Regions from separate parts of the Homo sapiens genome. Here region 2 is linked to region 1. The links are chromatin contacts, found by Hi-C or POLR2A ChIA-PET in ENCODE. All regions are on one chromosome and are shown on one strand. Each heading gives the region's core, a stretch centred on a gene start or an enhancer-like site at or near the end of the contact. The rest is flanking DNA. Distances are from core to core; before and after follow the strand shown. Region 1 holds the start of TCF12-DT (TCF12 divergent transcript). Region 2 has its middle 20 kb from the start of LINC01413.

Region 1 (7,863 bases), core at 3,670-6,169:
TCCTCAAGACAAATTAGTAGTAGTAAACACACCTTTATCTTTTCCAGAGTGACTTCCGACACTCATAAATAACTCAGCCATGATGAGTTATTTGTTTTGCTTCAGGAATAAGATTAAAGATAACATCACATGCTATAGTATATATTCTTTCAGCTAAAAAAGCTTCTGAAAGTATTATATATCGTTTCTCAAAAACAGCCCACTGTGAAATTGAGTCTTCCTCAAAAAGGACAAATAAGAAAGGAAATTACAATACCTGACTATAAACTCTAGTTTTCATAAGTCAAATGGCATGTAGTTTTTATAAATGTTACTCCAAAGACAAAACAGAAAACAAACAAAAAACCCTAATCTTTACTACAGCAGCTCTTCAAAAGGAAAGTCAGATCTTTAGCTCCTTAATAGCTGCAAATACATAGGCATTAGAGTGTATTACATAATATCCTTTGAAATCAGGGCAGAAGGTTATTCAAATGTCAATAAGGTATATAAATATAAAATATATAAGTAAAATAATGTTACTATACCAATTTCTTTTAGACATTCCCTTTAAGAACTGGCCACAGAAAAATTATATCTACCAGTACATCTTGATTTGAAAAAAAATCACATGGCATTTTCTCTTCCCCAAATTCAAATCCATTCACTAATTAAAAGTCACAGCTTTTTTATTACAATTTTTTGTAGCATTTAAAACAAAACACACAGATAAATATTGCTAAGTCCACTGACTACAGGTGTGTAAGTTCAAACCTTTCAATGGATAACAAATCTAACTTTTAAAACTAAAAGTTCCTACTCCAAATAATCAAATATGGTGACCATTCGCAATGTAGAAAAATAATTTTTTCTTTGTGCAATGCAACGTACTGAAGTCCAAAAATTGCTCCAATGCCATGCTTATAATCTATATCCCAGTTCACATACTTTTTAATTTCACAGACTACATAAATCCTTCTTAAGTTTAAAAAGTGAAATAAATGTAATTGCCTTTATTCTAAAAATAGAATGCACTTCTAACAGCAAGTTCCTGGAGTTCATGTTATTGTATCAGTGACTGTCCAGTTATATATATTTACCATAACTTAAGCTGGAACAGTAGGCAACAGTAATATCAAGACTCATTTTTAAAAAATACTAAGCATCATCTACTATGTATTAGTCAAAGTAAATCTGAAGGTTCCTGAGAATGAATTATTAGTTGCAAAAATGAGATGTATCAACACCAGTAAAGAAATACAGCCATCTTCTACAACTTTAAGATTATTAAATTTTCTCCCCCCTCCCCAAAAAGTAACAATTTTCAAATGATTACCAGTAAAAGGAAGGAGGTGAGAGAAGAGTTGGGACTTGCCTATCGTTTCATGATGTCCTTTTGATCAAGAATAATACTAGTCTTTACCCTACTTAAAATCCAAAAAATGCCTTCATTTCACTTACTTAAGATGATTAAGGACATGCTATACTTTCCCCATAAGCTCTAATTTCATAATTAAAAATGAATTTTAATAAATTAGTATACAATTTTTAAAAACAAACTTTTTAGAATGTAAAGTGGTATAAAGTGTTTAGGTGGTTATGAAATTAACCTTATTTTCTGATGTTTTATTCTCACAGTATTTTAAGAAACCAACTATCATTTTACCAGGGGAAATAAAAAGCACCCATCAAAGAGGCATTACTGAGTTTCAGCCCAGAGATTTGACAGTTGGTTTTCTTAAGATGATGCTGTCATGGCTTTAGTTATTTTTTTCATCTCTTAAGCACAAAGAAATAAATTTAAATTAAATAAAAAGTTACAGCTTTTGCACACTGGAATGGACCTTCCTTCTAAAATATTTTTAAATTATGAGTTTTTAAAAGTTAAAAAAAGAAAAAATGCATACTTAAGAAAAATGGGATGTTTTAAAATGGAGCACAGTAGTCATAAATGTATTGAAAGTAAATTTAAAGACAAGATCACTAGTGTGTAGATCTACTTTAACTTACTCTAAACATTATCATAATGTAATCTGGATATAGGAAAGGATTCAGTCATCTAATACTTATCATTTAAAAATAAATCTAAGTTTCTATTCATTTTGAAAATTTACCCCACTAACATTTTAAATAATTGTAAACGAAACTACTGATTTCCTACAGATTTCTGAGGGAACTGTCATCTTTTAAAATTAATAAATCTTACTAATTATCACTTGACTCAATTCCATCTTTTATATACATATATTCAATAATATTTAAATGTTATGCTTTCTATTTTTCTACTAAAATGTATCACACCACCAAAATATGAGTCTTTAGTTTAAGACATCATCTTACCTGATCCACTGAATTGACTGCTTCCCAGTGTAGTTGGTCTAGTTTTCCCACTATTAACAGGTGGGGAAAACATCTGCAAAATAACCCAAATATATCTGTTAGTCCTGAAATTCTTCTAGATTCCTTGCAAACAAAAGTCCACCAAAAGTCATCCATCAGTTATTAAATTTCAGAGGGAAGTTAAAATAAAATTGGAGATACATTCAGATCCAGAGAGGCAAATACACTGAATGATACTATTTCCTAATTAATTGGAAATAATGGTTACATTTTGTTCTGAAGACCCGATCATTTACATGGAAGAGTCCAAGATTATTAAGTTTAAACAGTATAGTATTACACATGATCTTTACTGCAGAACTAAGTGAATTTCATTACATTTACATTATATCTCAATATACACAGTCAGAATTATGGCCCATTAAATTACTACATACAGTAAGGATTATAACTGAATTGTATAAAGCAGGTATAGGTGCTGCCTCCTAACAGCAGTTAATAAAGGAATTAAACCCATTAAAAATAAAAGCAGTGGGCCCTTAGGTTTCAGTTGATGTTTTTAAGTCATTTCCCATGTTAAGAACATAATACACACACACACACACACACACGTGTGTGTGTGTATAAAATAAAAGTACTCTGTTTCAGAAGGCTCGAAATTCTAGCTCTGGACTACTTTTCTTGTCGCTGACATCTTTCAGGTACCATAAACTACATCTGATACTGGAGAGGAAAATGGTGAGGAGTACTGAAGAAAAAAACAACACTTTTTCATATAAAGTACAAGATCCCCAATAATCATCGCGGTGGGAGGGTGACTCAACCAAAGGTCATAATTACATTGTTCTCCTTTTAACTGGTTAAATCAAATGACCCCTCTGGCATTAAAGTTTTAAATGTGCAAGTCTAGACATTACATCAAAGTTCAGGTGTCCAACTTGGGGGAGCTGGACTCCAGCCCTGAGAACTACTGCTTAAGCAGAAAGCAGATGGAGTTCACGCTGCCTAGTCTCCACGTTGCTTCCCCTCACCCTTTATTTAAAAGAAACAAACAAACAAACAAACAAAAACCTCAGCAGAACCCCAAGATGCCATGGAAAGCTCTCATACCGCACTGAAGTCCAGTAGGTCGCTCAGCTCCTTGTCGGTCCCTATAGCGGCCATGCGTTGTTGCTGGGGATTCATCTTCGGCCACTTCTAGCAGGTCCTAGGGCAGAGGAAACGGGCTCAGCGAGAGACCACCGAGGCCCAAAGTGTGTGAGGGAACAGAGAGAGGTACTGGGGAAGATTACGCAAGAGCGCTGGGGGCGCCGGGATGACTTCCAGGACCCCGACTCGCTCCCACCGCGGCGCGAGCAAGGGGCGGGAGGGCTCAGTGCCCGCGCCGGGTCCCGGAATCCACGCGTTCCTCGCCGCGGCCCGAGATCGACGCGGCGGCTCCCGCAACTCGCCGCCTCTCCCCCAAGTTTCCGAGCCAGTCTCTGCCACCTCCTCGGCGCCCCCTGCTCCGCGCCGCCGCCGGGTGCTCCGCGCGCCGGGCCCGGCCGCGGCTGGGGTCTCGAGGAGCGGGGTGAGGGGCAATTCGGCGTCCAGCGAGCGGAGCGGCGGCGAGCGGAGATGCGAAGTGACTCACTCGCTCGGCAACAATAGAACTGACAAGTTGCAGGGAACGCGCCGCTCGCAGGCCCGCGTCTGCGGCCGCCGCCGCCCGGACGTCCCCGGCGGGCCCAGGAGGTCGGAAAGCACCCCCAGCTCATCCAAGGGGCGTTTTTAAACAGAAAACAGAAACCCCGACAACTAGTCTCGCTCTCGGCCGGCGTCCTCCTCCCCAGGCTCGGCCTCCTCCCACTTTTGCTGCCCTGCCCCGGACCTGCCGAACAATGAGCCTGGCTCCGCGGCCGAAGCCGCCCGATCTCCCGCGCGCCCCGGAGCCTGGGCGCCGGCCCGAGTCGGGCACCGAACGGGGCGCACAGGCCGAGCGCGCCGCCAGCGGGCCTGAGCGCCCGCGACTCGAGCCTCCGCCCCCACTCCGCTCCCCAACTTGGAGGGGACCCCGGGTTTCGCGCTGTACAAAGGGGCGCGGAGTTGAGGCGGGGGACGGGGGCGCCCCCACTCCGGCAGGGACGCGGCGGCGCCCCGCAGCCCCCAGCCCCGCCGCGCCGCCCCACTCCCGCTCGCTAGCCCGCAATTACCTGCCGCCCCGTCTCCGCATCCAACCACCCCGATTAAAGTTCACTTTGGCCGGGAGAACGGGCTTGGGCTTCCCCTTGCACCGCCCAGCGGCTCGGTTCACTTTGCCCCGCACGAGCTCTCGGGTCTGGGAGGGGGAGGCGGCTTTCGGGCCTGGCCGCCCCTTCCTCCCGGGGCGGGCTGTCGGTCCCCCCGAATAGAACTTGTGGGTCTCTTCAGGCGGACATTTTTTTCGCTGAGGCGGCCTCACCACCGCGCTCGGCTCGCCTCCGGATCCCTCCGCGCCGGGAAGAGCCGCGGGTTAACCCTTCCCTCCCCGACCCGCTCCGCCGCCTAGGAAGTGGGGCCGGCAGAGGGGGCGGGGAGGAGCTGTCGGGGACTGGGAGGAGCCGCACCGCGGCGGGTGGACAAAGCCCGCGGTCGGGTGAGGCGGGACGGAGTTGGGGCCGGTGGGGAGGGGCATGAGGCGCTCGCAGGCACCTCGAGAAGCAGGCCCCGACCGCTCGCCGACGAAGCCTCGTCCGGGCCTCCTGGGAGCGGGGTGGCAGGTACCGTGGCGCCTCCTCGCGTTGGTCTTGCTGGTTCTCGGCCCCCGAAGCGGAGCGACGGAGACACAGCTGTGGAAGCATCTGGATCCGCTGCCCAGGTCCCCGAGCTTCCCGGAACCCGAGGCCGCAGGACACTGAAGGCTGCCATTCCCGAGTAGGTCACGCTGGACGCCACCCTAAGCTGGGCCCAGAGGCTCCCGTCCAGGAGGGCTGCAGTCGGCGCAGACACCGCGCGTGTGGAGACGGGAGACCCATCCTCCTCGGCCGTTCCGAGAGTAGGCGCGGCCGGTCAGATTCGATGCAGAGCCGAATGCGGGAGAAAGGGCAAAACGTACCTCAAACCAGACAAAGCCTTGTGAGCTTCAGGTTCTCAAATACCCCACTCACCCAGACCCCACATCTCCAGTCAGCCCCTCGCACCCAAATCCCATTCGGAGCAACCGAACTGCACGTGGGACTAGTTCTTGGGAATGGATCAAGCCAGTCTCTTCATCTAACGGAGACAGCCCTGGGTGGCTCTGTCACACAGCCACTGTCTTGTGCACAAGTTCTGAACTTGGCCTCAGAGAAGCCCCAGAGTAGAAAGAAGACAAAATAAGCCCCAGTTCTTCGATTCTGGGCTGAAGTGAGATTTTCTTGAATGGCAGCCATTGTTTTGCCTCTTAGGTAAGTGAGTGCAGTAAAGACCGGTAAGGCCCACGCAGAAGAAACACTGAGGAAAGAAGACACTTCCAAAGTAACAAATGGGAGGAAGCAGCCAACGCCCGAGGACAACATGGCAAGAAGGAGCCTTTGGATTCCGGACTGGGATGGAAAGAGAGGTAGATTCAGCTACCATATGCCATTACTGTAGTTAGTACAGTTGTCTCTATATCCGTGGGATTGGTTCCCAGACTCTGGATTTTCTAAGATGTTCAAGTCTCTTACATAAAAATGGTGTGTTTCCCCATATACTTTAAATCATATCTAGATTACTTATAAAACCTAATACAATGCAAATGCTATGTGAATAGTTGTTAAGGTGTATTTAGGAAATAATCATCCAAAGAAATCTCTATATTTTCAGTACATTTTCAGGCTATATTTTAGGCTCTATATTTTCATGTATTTTCAGGCCTGGTAAGCCTAACTACATTTTTTGTTTTCAGTTGATTGAATCCCGGAATTTGGAAACCCCAGATACGGAGGGCGGACGGTACAACCGGAGCTGTCAGGTGGATTTCCAAGGCTTTGCATTGGCTGTACCTGAAACTTATGGTGGCCTAGACTCCCCAGTATCCACTCTTCCTTATCTTGGTAAACAAGCCCAGTTCTGAGTCACATCCCTGCTCTGCCTACTTACAGGGGCATGTGGTCCCAATCTAAGCAACGTAGCATAATTCCAACCTAAATCAGCAGAATCCCATTCCCTGCCACAGTTATTGGCTGGCAATGAGCGTAACATATTTGGGCCAATGAGAGGAGCAATTTCCTGGTCTTTGTTGGGAAAAGTTTTTCTTTCATTTTCTGAGAGCGCTTCAGAGGTAACCCATTCTTTCTGCATGTCCTCAAAAAAACGGGTCCCCTGGATGGTGGGTAGCCATCTTCCAAATACAAGTCTAGCCGGGTTAAAATAAAGAAGACATCAAGAAAACAAACATGCATAGAGATCTGATCTTTGGTGACTTTTTTTTTTTTTTTTTTTGAGATGTAGTCTGGCTCTGTCACCAGGCTGGAGTGTGGTGGCAGGATCTCGGCTCACTGCAACCTCCGCCTCCCAGGTTCAAGCGATTCTCCTGCCTCAGCCTCCCAAATAGCAGGGATTACAGGTGCGCGCCACCATGCCCAACTAATTTTTTATTTTTTTAGTAGAGTCGTGGTTTCACCATGTTGGCCAGGCTGGTCTGGAATTCCTGACCTCAAGTGATCTGCCCTCCTCAGGCTCCCAAAGGGCTGGGATTACAGGCGTGAGCCACCGTGCCTGGCTTTGGTGACATTTTTGAGGCTCTGAATCAAGCAACTTCTGAATTCAGGTCTATCTTCACTGATTAGACCAATAGGATTCGAATTTTCTGTTGTCTGTAATCTAGTGTGGTCTACACAGTACCACCCCAATGACCATTTTTTTAGTAGCAAAGACATAAACGTCAGGTAGGAAGTCTGATTAGATCATTTTTAAGGCCCCATTCCCATGTGTTTTAGTTCATTTTCTCCTACTGCTAACAGAATACCATAGACTGAGTGATTTATAAAGAAGTTTATTTGGCTCATGGTTCTGGAGCCCGGTAAGTCCAAGAGCATGGCACTGGCATCTTTAGAGGGCCTTCTTGCCGTGTTATCCCGTGGCAAGTGAGCACACACAATAGAGAGTAATCCATTCATGAGGGCTCTACCCTCTTAGAAGTTTCTCTTAAAGGTCTCACTTCTCAACACTTTTGCATTGGGGGTTAAGTTGTCAACACATGAACTTTGGGAGACACATTGAAACCATAGCACTGTGATAAGATTCTATGACTCCACAGTAAAACTGGAAAGAAATCTTGCAGAAGGAGAAGGTATGTGATCCCACATGTTGGATTCATGCTGTTTTCAAGATTCTCTTCTCATCCTGCTCACACAACTAGTGCAGAGGAAGAATATCTGTCTGCCCAAACCTTCAGTCATAGGGGCTCCCTCATTACTTAGGGACTGATTGGTGAAGTTTTTCATATCTATTATGGCCCGTATAGTTTTACTTTATAATTTATTTTCCTTATTAGATTGTGAACCCCTTGAGGGTTCGGACTGACATGCATCTGTCAGTACCATGCACCTAACGTAGTGCCAA
Region 2 (7,863 bases), core at 3,292-5,791, 420 kb before region 1:
ATCATTCTACGTATAAGACATCATTCTAGGTATAGCGTTCTGTCTTTAGTAGTGGCATTTCCATTTAGAAAATATAGTAATTCTCGATCGCTGAAAATGTCAAATCCGAGAAAACATAGCATTCCTATGTGATCATTCTCAAAGAGTTGTTGGCCAAAGATTCATTTGATTAATCCTATTTTTCTGAAATAGACGATTCTGATGATTGAGATGATTTTGATGTTAGTTCTGTTTACACATAACTCCAAGAACAGTTTTTAAATTTTACTTTCACATTGAAAATCAGTCAGGTTGGTTTATGTAAAATTAAATGAGCTCTGGCCAAGCACGGTGGCTCATGCCTATAATCCCAGCACTTTGGGAGGCTGAGGTGGACAGATCACTTGAGGTCAGGAGTTTGACACCAGCCTGGGCAGCATGGCGAAACCCCGTCTCTACAAAAAATACATATATATTAGCCAGATGTGGTGGTGCATGCCTGTGGTCCCAGCTTCTCAGGAAGCTGAGGCAGGAGAATCATTTGAACTTGAGGGGCAGAGGTTGCAGTGAGCCAAGATTGTGCCATGGAACCCCAACCTGGGCAACAGAGCAAGACTCTGTCTCAAAAAAAAAAAAAAATGCTGGCAGTGGGCTGCACTTTTTTTTTTCCTAAACAGGAAAAGGGTTAATTATTTCTTTAAAGAACCTAGCACCAAATACAGTCACATTCGGAGGTACTGGGGGTTGGGACTTGAACATATGAATTTTGGAGGGGCACAAGGCATCCCATGACACATGTGGGAACCGGTATAATCTCTACAGAGACTAGAATTTAGATTTAACAGCTTGAAACAGCTTCAAGTTATTGGTAACATACAAAACAAAAACAATTCAAAGCCCTTTACATTCAAATTATTGAATAAAAAATAACTATTTCTACAATGTATAAAAGGTATGCTATGTTTATTAGTCTTACTTGTAGCTAATCTACTTTTATGTTTCCTTACAGAAAATTCTTGACATTTTATGTTTCCGTGTAAGAGATTGTACAGAAGGCAAATTTTTGTGTTATGCAATAATAATACTCTAATACAAATTCTGTTATGAACTTCATTGTCACTATATTTAAATGTCATAGCAATTATTTTTATGTGGTATTTTCAAATAATCTAGATTTCATGCAGCATTATAAAACTAACTGGGGCTGGGGACACTGGCTCATGCCTGTAATCTCAACACTTTGGGAGGCCAAGGCGGGCAGACTGCTTAAGCCCAGGAGTTTGAGACCATCCTGGGCAACATGGCAAAACCCCGTCTCTACAAAAAATACAAAACAAAACAAAATTAGCCAGACATGGTGGTGCACGCCTGTGGTCCCAGCTACTCAGGAGGCTGACACAGGAGGATCACTTGAACACGGGAGGCAGAGGTTGCAGTGAGCCAGGATTGTGCCACTGCATTCCAGCTGGGTGACACAGCGAGACCCTGTCTCAAAACAAAACAAAACAAAACAAAAACAAAACAGAAAACAGTGTGAGAAGTGTTCATTACCCACCCACCCCCACCCCCAAAGCTTTCCAAGCTCCCGACCCCATACAGAGGCAAAGGATGCACTGTGCAAAGCTGCCTGCCTGGCCCCAAACGTCCAGTCAAACCCACCACTGCCCTTGCATGACTTCTGACCCCTCCACCTTCAATCTAGACCCCACACCTATCCCACCATCATCTCAGGCCAAGGGGGACCTTGATTAAAGGTTTCCTTCCTGTCCCTGCACCTCCAGACAAGAGAGTGCAATGTTTTCAGAGACAGATCAGATCCTGTTAAAACATTTAACAAGGTCAAGATAACTTAAAATAGTTACCAGACAAAAATAGATGGACTAGTACATGGACAGCAGCTAACTGAGACATGGGATGCTACGTTTCTTATTCACACATCAGATCTTGACATCATATTAGTAAAGGTGTGGGGCGGGGACATGCCATGGCCAGGGTGGGGTCGCAGCTGGCCAGACTGAGCTGGCCCTTCTGTTGAGTTGAACCTTGGGGATATGCAGCCGCTGTGCAATGGTGCCACCTGATGGTACTTTGTAGAATAACCACTCTCCTAGTTTTTCTTCATCTTTAAGTTCCTAAAGAGAGACTGAAATTTCAAATTGGTTTCCTTGTTGTCTATTATTGTCAAATGAAAAGTGCAAACGTTGGTACTCACCTCTCTTGATTTTTATCTGTCTAAAAAATGAAATCTCAGCTATATTCACTGATATATTATGGAAAGAACACTGGACTTAAGGGATTTGGGTTCAGATCCCATTTTCGGCAACTTACTAGTTATAGGATTTGGTAAAGTTACTCAACATCTGCATGCCCATTTTATGATCTGGAGAATGGAAATAATAGGATTCTTGTGAGGATTACAGGAGGTGATATATGCACATCTGCGTCCATAAATCAAGCCTGGGTGTTGTGGAGGTGTGTGTCACCATCATGCATTCTCTGAAGGAGGCTCAGCCAGCTCTACCTTTAATGGCTGGGATTTACTTGTCTTTTGGTTCCTTTCCACCTGTTTGCCAGCAGAGGCTAAGGTTGTGATGGAGGCCATCTCTCAGCAGATGAGTTGAGACCATCCTGGGCAACATGGTCAGGACCACCCTTGGGCCTCTGTGCAGGGCAGTGCCCACCCTGATGCCTACGCTGGTCAGATTGAGAGCATAGACATGGGGCCATGACCTCCATAAACCCCCACCCAGTGCCACATGGCAGCCCAAGGAACCCTCTTAGCCCTGGGTTCTTCGTCTGTAAAACGAGGCTAACGTAACAAGGGGAGCTACTTAGTAAAACAAAAAAAAAAAAACTAAACTACAATTCGTCTTCTGGGATGTTTTGTTTTGTTTTGTTTTGGAGTGTTATTTGGCTGCTGTTTTACTCTATATTCCCAGAGACAAATGAAGCGTAAGAGGCTGTTCTTGCATTACTATAAAGGAATACCTGAGACTGGGTAATTTATAAGAAAAGAGAAGTTCTTTTGTTTTTGGTTTGTTTTGAGACAGAGTTTCACTCTTATTGCCCAGGCTGGAGTGCAATGGTGAGATCTTGGCTCACTGCAACCTCTGCCTCCCAGGTTCAAGCAATTCTCCTGCCTCAGCCTCCTGAGTAGCTGGGATTACAGGCATGGGCCACCATGCCCGGCTAATTTCGTATTTTTAGTAGAGACAGAGTTTCTCCATGTTGGTCAGACTGGTCTCAAACTCCCAACCTCAGGGGATCCGCCTGCCTTGGCCTCCCAAAGTGCTGGGATTACGGGCATGAGCCACCGTGCCTGGCTAGAAAAGAGGTTTAATTGGCTCACAGTTCTCCAGGCTGTAAGGAAGCATGGCCCCAACATCTGCTCATCTTCTGAGGAGGCCTCAGGAAGCTTATGATCATGGCAGAAGGTGAAGGGGGAGCAGGCACGCCACATGGCAAAAGCAGGAACAAGAGAGACAGCTGGTGGTGGGGGGTGCCACAGACTCTTCAATGACCAGGTCTCACAAGAATTCACTCACTATGATGAGGACAGCACCAAGCCATGAGGGATCGGCTCCCATGATCCCAACACCTCCCACCAGATCCCACCTCCATCACTGGGGATCACAATGCAACCTGAGATTTGGGCGAGGACAAATATCCAAACTATATCAAGCATCTTCCTTCCCCTTTCTCCCTTCCCCTCCTGATTCTGGGGAGAAGAGGCTGCTGTGTGTTTCTGAAGGGCTGAGTGTTCTCACCCACCCCCAACCCCCCAAGTAAAGAACTCTTATGTTTCAGGCCCATGGGGTGTGGGGAGAGGTGGTCCCAGAGGAGCAGGGCGTGAGATTGGCAGCTTTAGTTGAAGAGGCTGGGATAGATAGGGGGGCAGGGGTGGTGGTCTCAGCAAATGGTGAGGAGTGAGGGGGAAGGGTGTCCAAGGCTGCTCAGGGGGTGGAGCATGAATACCCAGAGGCTGAGCTTCAACTCATCAGCACTGCTCCCGGGGACCACAGTGACTGAAGAGTGAACCTCTGAGCAGTGCTCAGGGCGTCCTGAGGCCCGGAGAGCCAGTTCTCTGAATGGTGCAAGACCCTGTCAGGTCCACAGGACCCCAGAAGCCAGGAAGCACAACAAATTGGATTTCCGCCCATGCTGAGTAGATGGGAGCTAGAAAACCAAAGAAGGCCAGGTGTGTTGGCTCACGCCTGTAATCCCAGCACTTCGGGAGGCCGAGGCGGGCGGATCACTTGAAGTCAGGCATTTGAGACCAGCCTGGCCAACATGGTGAAACCCTGTCTGTATTAAAAATACAAAAATTAGCTGGGCATGGTGGCATGCACCTGTAATCCCAACTACTTGGGTGGCTGAGGCATGAGAATCTCTGAACCTGGGAGGCAGAGATTGCAGTGAGCTGAGATTGCACCACTGCACTCCAGCCTGGGCGACAGAGTGAGACTCTGTCTTACAAAAAAAAAAAAAGAAAAAAGAAACAAAGAAACAAAGAAAAAGAAAATCAATGGCCCTTGCGCCAGAGTGTCTTGGAGGGAGTCCACACTGACACGCCCACGGGGGGAGCTGCTGAAAGCATTCCCCAGTCCAGTGCTGCCCCGTGAGCACCGCCACCTGTTTCCCGCTTTCCTGGCCACCGTACATACATTTGTTCATGTTTATAGACTCTGAATATAGAGACCCCACACAAGAAGAGAAAGGCTCAGAAAAACAATGTTATGACCTGCTTCCTGAGGCACCCTGCCTGCAGGAAGTGCTTTTCACAGCAAGAAATTCTGACTCCAGGACCCATATTTTTAGCAGGAACATGGTCAGTCAACACACATCCTCTAGGCCTGCCCTGGACCAGATGACCAGGAGGAAGCAGCCGTGAGTCACAGGGAGAAAGCCGGTGGCTCTGACAGGGACGCCTGCTGCTCCGCCGGGGAACAGCTTTCCCCTGGTTTCAGTTAGAAAGGTCAGGGGACGCCTGACCACACAAGGCTCACGGGAACTGTGGAGGGCGGCCCCTCAGGCCACAATCAGCAGGTGCCCACCATGGCTTCTCTCCTGGCAGGTGAGGACTTCAGTTTTTCTCCATGGCTTGGCTCACCTGTTCTCTTATTCTCAGAGCCATAATCACCCTCCTCCTGCCCCAGCCTGGAGCTCTCTGAGACCCTCCACTATAGTAACCAGCACAGCCTAGAGAGGGTAAATCCTCCGGTGCCCCCAACATCCCACCTTCATGTTGCAGCGAGGCCCAAAATGTCCCAGAAGAAAAACAAACTCCATCGCACACCAAAAACCCACCAAAAAACGTGAAATCACCTTCATAATTTGGGAAGTATAAACATAGTTCTATTTGTTCTGTAACGTATTTTTCATGATCAGGAAATGAAGACAAAGAAAGGCTTTGGGAATTGTTTTATGGAGAGGACACCATCTTCCAGGTCCTGCCAGCTCAGGGCTCCCATCTTTCAGCCCCTCCAGAGCTGAGCCCGGAGGGCTGGGGCCGCCCTCTCCCTGCTCCTGAGCCACAGAAGCCCAAGGCTGGCCCTGAAGACCTAACAGCCTCAGGCATTTGCAGCCCCCTTGGCCTAAAAGGGCTGTTAAGAGAGGTGCAGACGTGGGCCCTGCCCATTCACCCTCAGAGGAGGTCGCGACTTCCACCCCAGCAAGAGTACCCCTAGGACTGTGGAGTGCAGAGGACAGCGACCGTTGACTAGGTACCTGGTGCAGGGTCTTGCCCTCCCTCCCTGTAGCCCGATATGGGAAGGGCCACAGTCCAAGTCCATGTTCATGCTGCTCCTCCAGGAGGCCTTCCCAAACATCTTCTCGATGCCGAGTAACTCACAGATCCCATATAGAAATAGACCTTGGAAGGGATCTCTCTTCTTGCAAATGAAGAAACTGAAGACCAGAGATGTACCTCAAATCACACAGCGAGTAACCGGCAGAGCCAGGAGGCTCCTCTGCCCCCAGGCCAGAGAGGGCTTGCAATCTGGCTTCCGAGCAGTGGTTCCCAACTCCCGGGCCATTACAATCACCTGGGATCCCCACCAGTGGAATGACTCTCTGGGGGTGGTGCTTGGAAGGCTGGTGGTGGTGAAAGTTCCCCTGGTGATTCTCATGCAGCCAGATTGGAGAACCCTTTAGATTCAGGCATGGAGGTTCCACCTGGTTCCAGATCACATGGCCATTTGGTCTCAAGAAAGTCACAGCCCTCCTGAGTCTCACTGGCAAATTGCTACGTAATAACACGCATCTTCTTGATAAGGAACCGATATAAGGATCCAGACCCTGGACCTCCTCAGGAAAACAGAGCACGCATTATAAGATACAATCGAATAGGAGAAGTTTTTCATAAGCTTGGAGGGCTATGGTTATTGGATTCAAAAGAATAGTTTTCTCTCTTGTCACATAACAATTTGAAAAGTAGTAATACCCATTCTTTAACAGAAGTGTATTTGGGGCCAGTTGCGGTGGCTCACACCTGTAACATCAATACTTTGGGAGGCCAAGGTGGGTGGATCACTTGAGGTCAGGAGTTTGAGACCAGCCTGTCCATCACAGTGAAACTCCGTCTTTACTAAAAAAACAAAAATTAGCTGGGTGTGGTGGCGCATGCCTGTAGTCCCAGCTACTAGGGAGGCTGAGGCAGGAGAATCACTTAAACCCGGGAGGTGCGGGTTGCAGTAAGCTGAGATCGTGCCACTGCACTCCAGCCTCGGCGACAGGAGGGCAACCCTGTCTCAAAAAAAAAAAAAAAAAAAAAAAAGCCTATTTGGAATCAGTCCCCTCCCACGGGGACCTCTTTCAGGAGGTCAGGCCACAGCACCGTGGCAGGCATGTGGTAGCCCCTCCATAAATGGCTGAGCGAGTGCAGTTGAAGTGGGAGTCTGGTGTTCTTTGAATACATCCTGCTGCATTGGAAGAAGCCTGTGCAGGACTAGACAGTTGGCCTTCTGTGGCAGGCTCTTGCCTCCAGGCCAGTTGAGTGAGTGCAGATGTCCCGAGAGACCAGCAGTGCAGCCACACCCCATGGGACTGTGAGGCGCTCTCACAGTGAAGACCAAGCGCAGGTAGCACTGGCTTTGTGGTTCGGAGAAAAGTCGACACTCATTTCCTTGGGGAAAAAAAGTATTTATCAAAGGAAGTCTTTCCCTCTTGGCAAAAAAAACAGAGACAAGTAATTTCCTCCAGCAGTCTGAGCTGGGATTTGGGGGCAAATAACCATTAAACAGAGACACCTGAGGTGCACAGATGGTCACTGTGGCAAAGGTCGGCTGAAGAATAATAGGTAATAGGGAGCCACTGTGGGTTCTTGAGTGGAGGAGGGGCATGATAAAGCAGGGCTGGAGAGCAGAGGGAGAACGGTAGAGCAGAATGTCACAAGGTGCTGGGGCCCTGACTCCCTAAGTGCAGGAAACTGCTGAGTCTTGAGGTCACTTGAGCCTCCTCCTGCCTCTCTGATAGCTCCCACCTGCCACCCCCACAGGCCACACGGTCCAAATGTCTCATCAACTGCTAGCATACGCTAAGCAGAAGAAAGCGTGTGGCTGTCCCATTTTTTATGCACCAAGCCGTGAGGCCAGAGGCACCACCCCTCTGCTTGGAGGATTCTGAGGGTGGTGGTAGTTGTCATCTTTCCAGGGAATGTGTGGCCTTCTAGAACCTAATAATAGTGATAACCATAACTGCCGCTTATGGAGGACACTCATGAGACTCTCGTCTGCCTGGCCTCACCCTGACATGGAGGCTCCCCGACCTCACCTCGGCTACTCTCCCCTCACCCAGTGTGTCCCACTAGTGGGCCTGATGCTGTCCTTGGCTTGCTCCTACCTCACACCTGCTGTTCCAGCTCCCTGGGATGCTCTTCCTCTTGGT

The links. A loop is a pair of places that touch in the nucleus more often than their neighbours do. ChIA-PET counts read pairs that join two places held with the same protein, here RNA polymerase II (POLR2A). Pooled maps may share reads with other maps.
Region 2: a loop to region 1 is called in a map of endothelial cell of umbilical vein, with 4 times the contacts of the local background. The contact joins the enhancer-like site here to the promoter of TCF12-DT in region 1. A Hi-C loop is called at or near these places in 1 of 168 maps with a recorded cell type or tissue (endothelial cell of umbilical vein) and 3 of 50 pooled maps. POLR2A ChIA-PET finds 5 or more read pairs at or near these places in 2 of 52 experiments (H1 and IMR-90).

Annotation. Positions count from the first base shown.
Region 1 is chr15:56,915,555-56,923,417 of GRCh38, reverse strand. TCF12-DT (TCF12 divergent transcript) reads left to right here and starts at 4,919. Exons shown (of 4, transcript NR_015419.2): 1 at 4,919-5,878; 2 at 6,206-6,353. It overlaps TCF12 (transcription factor 12), which reads right to left and starts at 4,774. Exons shown (of 21, transcript NM_207037.2): 1 at 4,512-4,774; 2 at 3,430-3,526; 3 at 2,320-2,392. The coding sequence starts at 3,504. RefSeq lists silencers at 3,735-4,174, 4,225-4,514, 4,605-4,654, 4,825-4,954, 5,475-5,614.
Region 2 is chr15:57,335,040-57,342,902 of GRCh38, reverse strand. No RefSeq gene overlaps it. Among named protein-coding and RNA genes, the nearest start is that of LINC01413, 20 kb to the right of the region's middle. Within about 2 kb of position 4,541, at least 11 of the 41 ENCODE cell types and tissues checked have a DNase peak (open chromatin) inside an H3K27ac peak, as active enhancers do; they include endothelial cell of umbilical vein, where a contact is called at or near this core.